2 separate regions of the Homo sapiens genome follow, and region 2 is linked to region 1. Evidence: chromatin loops called from intact Hi-C (ENCODE). Cell type or tissue: endothelial cell of umbilical vein. All regions are shown on one strand. Links, peaks and the distances in the headings refer to the core of each region. The heading gives the core; the rest is flanking DNA.

What was found. Peaks named below come from ENCODE experiments on the same cell type or tissue, not always from the same donor. Only the 100,000 strongest peaks of a DNase experiment are listed, where the experiment ranks them.
Region 2: it touches region 1 in a loop (2.5-fold over the local background); 1 of 110 quality-filtered maps calls a loop at or near these places.

The regions. Positions count from the first base shown.
Region 1 is chr14:101,072,136-101,075,046 of GRCh38, forward strand. MEG9 (maternally expressed 9) reads left to right here. Exons shown (of 2, transcript NR_047664.1): 2 at 1-802. It overlaps LOC105370670 (a long non-coding RNA gene), which reads right to left. Exons shown (of 5, transcript NR_188195.1): 3 at 2,346-2,426; 4 at 1,251-1,994; 5 at 1-765. Among named protein-coding and RNA genes, the nearest start is that of MEG9, 3.7 kb to the left of the region's middle. In endothelial cell of umbilical vein, for the core only: no CTCF peak of the experiment used is centred there; a DNase peak (open chromatin) is centred at 1,296; H3K27ac peaks cover 2,322 bases.
Region 2 is chr14:101,137,908-101,140,818 of GRCh38, forward strand. No RefSeq gene overlaps it. Among named protein-coding and RNA genes, the nearest start is that of LINC02285, 19 kb to the left of the region's middle. In endothelial cell of umbilical vein, for the core only: no CTCF peak of the experiment used is centred there; no DNase peak of the experiment used is centred there.

The DNA of each region.
Region 1 (2,911 bases), core at 146-2,645:
GGGTGGCCTGACACCCAGCAGCCAGGTGTCTATAGGTTTTCTGTCCTGGGAGGGGGCTGTCAGGGTGATGCCCGCCTGCAGAGAGGGGGTCATTCTGCGAGGTTGGGCTGCAGACCCCTGTGCCAGCGGGCCTGGTGATTCGGAAATGATGGGGCACTGTGGAGAGACCCCAGGAAAACACCCAGTGCTGCTTTTGACATTCTCTCTCCATCTCCCCTTTCAGCGGCTGCTCTGCCTGGGATAAACACATTTCAAGAGTCTCAGTCCCCGCTTTGCCACCATCTCCTCCTCTGATCTCCTTTCCTGCTTCAAAAGACTCCAGAATCTTCTCGGTTCTCAGAGAAGGCTGAATCCACCTATGACCTAGTGGGAGCACCCTGTGCCGAAACTGTTTACCTTCTGGTCCCCGGAGCCATGGGTCACGACCTGGGCCTCATGTAGGCCCGCTCCTCAGCAGACCCCAATCTGCGGCTTCTCCCACCTCACTGGGGAAGAAGGAGAGCCCTGGGGATGTGGAGAAGCCACCCCCCACCCCGCCACATCCCCCACATCTTACAGAATCTCGATTGAATCCCCGGGGGCACATCCCTCAGCAGGACAGCAACAGTCTTTGCCGCAGCCTGGGGAGGGCTGTGCTGGGGATGAGCGCCGAGTGGCCGTGGACTAAGTGAAGGAAATGACCATGCTCTTCTCCCAGCTGGATGGCGAGGCCGGGCAGGAACCGCGGAATTCCTGCTCTTCGTTTTCAAACACTTTGCTGTCAAGCTATTTGAATAATAAATACACATTATAAAAATGTAAATATGTTTGTGTGTCTGTATGTTCGGAGATGATGTTTGTTAAGCGGGAGGTTTAACAACGGAGGCCATCTGCCTTCAGCAGGGATTCGCACAGAATGTCACTGGCCTTCGCCCAACAAGCACTTTGCAGGGAGCAACCTCCTGAAGTCGGGGCTCACTCCTGGGTCCCCCTCCACTGCATGCGAGCCCCCCGTTCCAAGGCAGGAGCCAGGGTCACGAAAATGCATGCTTCTTCATCAATCCGAGGTCTCAAACGGCTCCCCCAGCCCCACTGCCTGCCCGTTCCAGGCCTGGGGCTGGCAGCCTGGGCCCCACGAGGGGGCAGAGGCCAGAGCCCGGCGGCAGAGCCCGTGCCCACGCCTCGCTGCTGCCAGCCTCCGCTTGGTCACGACACAGCCAGGCTGACTCAGACACAGCCCCAAGCGGGAGCCTCATAAATGACATCATTACCTATGAAACCTGCCGTGTAGTGCGCTAGCAGGGAAGGACACACTCTGGCCGCCCGGTGACTCACACTGTTTTCCCCAGAGCCTTCCTGCTCCACCGCCTGGGTCTGAGCTGGCTGGGCAGGGGGAGGGGGCACTCAGCTTGGCCTCACTCCCCCGCTCTGCTGCAAATGCAAAAGCAATCGGCCAGGCAGCCACCATCCTGCTGAGGGCTGTGTGTGGGGGTGGCGGGGAGGAGGGGGGGCACCATCTCTCCGGCCTCCCTCTGCAGCCCCAGTGGCGCTCCAGAGGGACTGTCAGTTGCCTATGACAGGGGAGGAAACTGAGGCCTAAAGAGGCCCAATGCCTGGCCTCACAGATCCCACAGGGGAGGGTGGCTTCGGCTCATGCTGGGAACCCCCAGGGAGACCCTTCGGCGAACCCAGCCGCTGGGCAAAGCTGCAAAACCTCTGGCTGTTCCTGCTGGGCCTGAGACTCCAGCTTCTCCTGAGCTCCTTTGGTGCAGCCAACTCCTCCTGCTGAAAAACACTTCTACTCTTGAAAGTGGTGGCCTTGCCAACCCAAGATGTCCCCACCAGGTGGGGGGCACTGTAGGGGAATGCTAGTTTTTTTTTCTTCAATTAAAAAAAAGTAAAACAAATAAAATGGGACCTGTTGGGTATGGCCTTCAGAGTCGGAGGACTTGGGTTAAGATCCAGCCTTTGTCATTTACTGGTACTGTGGTTTTCTTGTATCTGGCCTCCACCTCCTAGGCAGGATGAGAGTTAAATGCCTGTTAGGTTCACGTTAAACTGGGGCTCCCCCTCAGTGATCCATGGTTGGGGAGGACCCCCACCAATCCTGAGGTCGCTGTGCACCTGCAGCCCAGACCTCACCCTGGCCCGGGGACCTGGCCTGATGGTCCAGCCCCCCACACACTGCTGGCTCTGGGGCTGTGCCCTCCTGATACGCCCCCAGCACCTGATGGCATCCCCCAAACAGAACAAGAACCGCAAACAGCAACAGCCCGTTTTTGCTCTTAGGAAGCTCAGAGCAGCATCTATGCCAAAATCGTTCACACTCTGGTCCCCGGAGCTACAGGTCACAAGCTGGTCCTCACCCAGACCCGCTCCTCAGCAGCCTCCATCCCTGACCCTGGTTTCCTGGGGACTCTGCTCCGCTGACTTCTGAGCTGTGGGAGCTGTAAGGGAGAGGAGTGGGCCACAGACTTGATGGGAGGATACAGAGGTAGAAATTCAAGTCAGGGCCACAGAGTTGTGTTCAAAACTGGGAACATGACCTGGGCTTGGCACAGAGCCTGGCGCCTGGGATGAGTGGAGAGGGAGAATTGGAGGGCACTGGGATTGGTAATCCTCAATGCATCTTAGGCAAATGAGCTCGGGGTCACAGGGCAGGATACATGGGACCAAGGAACACTGGTCAGCCATCAGTGCTGTGACCCAGGTGGGCTTGAGGTACAGTGGGGGGTCCCAGGACTGGCAGGCCCCACAGAGTAGCCTTCCCTGAGTTTGTCTGAGCCAAAAATCCCAGCAAAGGGCTTTGTGGCCCGTTGCCACTTTCACCCTGGTAGCTCCACCCCATCTCCCCCTTTGCCATGAACTCACAGCTCTCCTGCGAGGCCACAACCCATGCCAAGACTTTCAATGGGTTAAGGAATGTGCACAT
Region 2 (2,911 bases), core at 102-2,601, 66 kb after region 1:
GGTGCTGGATTGTCAGAGTGGGCTCTAAATCGAATAACAAATGTTCCTATGAGAGATGTACAGAGGAGAGAATAGAGGAGAAGAGCACGCCAGGCTGCAGGCAGAGAGTAGGGCGATGTGGCCACAGCCAAGGAATGCCAAGAGCCACCAGAAGCCCAGAAGCTGGAATGGAACAGAGACAAAATCTCAACTGAACTCCTCATAGGAGTGCAGCCCTGCTGACACCTAATTCCAGACTTCTGGTCTCCAAAACTGTGGGAGAACAGAGTTCTGTTGTTTTAAGTGACCTAGTCAGTGATATTTTGTTTGGGCAGCCCTAGCTGACTAATACAGTATCCTCTAACTCTGTTCTTACTTAAGATTGCTGTGGGCCGCCAGGCACAGTGGCTCATGCCTGTAATCCCAGCACTTTGGGAGGCCGAGGTGGGTGGATCACTTGAGGTCAGGAGTTCAAAACCAGCCTGGCCAACATGGCAAAACTCCATCTCTACTAAAAATACAAAAATTAGCTGGGCATGGTGGCATATGCCTGTAATCCCAGCTACTTGGGAGGCCAAGGCAGGAGAATTACTCGAACCCGGGAGGCAGAGGTTGTAGTGAGCCATGATCACACCATTGTATTCCAGCCTGGGCAAAAGAGAGAAACTCCATCTCAAAACAAAAACAAAAACAACAACAACCAAAAAAAGCAAACAAAGATTGCTGTGGTCATTCTGAGTCTTTTGAATTTCCATATAATTTTTAAGATCGGCTTCTCAGTTTCTGGAGAAAAAAAAATTTCTGGAATTGTGATAAGGATTCCGTTAAAACTGTAGATCAATTTGGGGAGAATTGTCATCTTAACAATGTTGAGTCCTCCAATTCATGAACATGGAACATATCTCCATTTAAATAGTTCTTTAATTTCCATAAGCACTGTTTTGTCATTTTCAGTCTATGAGCCTAGTACCTCTTTGTTAAATTTACTCTGAAGTATTTTATGTTTTTGATGATAACGTGAAAGTTATCATCAGATTTTTATTTTTATTTCAGATTACTTATTGCTAGTGTATAGAAATAAAACTGACTTTTGTATGTTAACTCTGTAACTTTGCTGAATTTGTTTATTAGTTCTAATAGGATATTTTTGTGGATTCTTTTAGTTCTTTTAGTTCCTATTGGTTCTAATAGGATTCTTTGTAGATGCAAAAGACCATGTTATCTGCAAACAGAGATAATTTTACCTCTTCCTTTGCAATTTGGACATCTTTTATTTCTTTTCTTACTACATTTTTCTGGCTAGAACCTCCAAGAAAATATTGGGTAGAAGTGATGAAAGCAGACATTCTTGTCCGTTACTTGTTCTTAGGAGGAAAGCATACAGTTTTTCACCACTAAGTTTCATCTTTGCTATAGATTTTTCCTAGATACTCTTCATTAACTTGGGAAAGTTCCTTTCTATTCCAATTTTACTGGCAGTTTTTTCTTTTTAATCATGAATAAGTATTGGATTTTTTTATATGCTTTTTCAGCATCTATTGAGATGACTGTATAATTTTTATCCTTTCTTCTATTGATATATATTTTATTAATTTATTTTTGGTTAACCAGCCTTTCCTGGAAGAAATCCCACTTGGTCATGGTGTACAGTTATTTTTATTTATATGCTACTGGATTCAGTTTGCTAGTATTTTGTTGAGGAGTTTTGCATCTATATTTACAAGGAATATTGATTTCCTTTTCTTGTGATGTCTTTGTGTGATTTGGTATCAGGACAATACTGACTGCATAGAATGAGTTGGAAAGTGTTCTCACATCTTCACTTTTTTGGTTTGCTTTGGACTAGTGTTAACTCTTCTCCAAACATTTGTTAGAGTTCACCAATGAGACCAGCTGGACGTTGACTTTTCTTTGTGGGAATTTTCCAGATTACTAACGAAATCTCTTCACTTGTTATAGGTATTAATATAATTCAGATTTTCTATTCCTTCAGTTTTGGTCATTTGTGATTTACAGAAAATAATTTAATTTAGATTATCTAATTTCTTGGCCACAAGAGTCTCTTATAATACATTTTATTTCTATAAGACTGGTAGTAATGTCCCCTTTCTCCTGATTTTAGTAATTTGTATTTTCTCTTTTGCTCTTAGTCAGTCTACAATAAGTTTGTCAATCTTTTCAAAGAACCAGCTTTTGTTTTTTAATCTTTTCTATTGTTTTTCTATTATTTTTTGTTAATTTCCACTTTCCACTTTCTCTCCTTATACTGGTTTGGGTTTGGTTTGCATTGTTTTTTCTAGTTTTTTAGTGTGGAGGTTTAGGCTGTGGATTTGAAATTTTTCTTCTTTTTTTAATGTAGGCATAAATTTTCCTTTGAGCATGACTTCCCTACATACCACAGTTTTGGTATCTTGCGTTTCTGTTTTCATTCCTATCAACATACCTTCTAATTTCCCTTGCAATTTACCCTTTGATCCATTGTTATGTAGGAGTGTGTTGTTTAATTCCACATATCTGTAAATTTCCCAAATTTCCTTCTGTCTTTGACTTCTAATTTCATCCCATGTGGTCAGAGAACATACTTTGCTGATCTCAGTCCTTTTAAATTTATTGAGACTGATTTTATGGCCTAACGTGGTCTATCCTGGAGGAATGTCCAGTGTGCTCTTGAGAAGAATACATATTCTGCTGTTGTTGAGTGAAATGTTCTATACATTTCTGTTAGGTTTAGTTGGCTCGTGGTGTTGTTCAAGTCTTCTTTTTCCTTATTTTGTCTAACTGCTCCATATATTAGTGAAAGTAAGGTATTGACATCTCTAGCTATTTTAGTTGAATTGCCTACTTTTATCTTTAATTCTGAGTTTTGTCTTTATGTCTCTTAGGACTATGTTGTTAGGTGCATACATGTTTGCGATTGCTATATCCTCTTGAT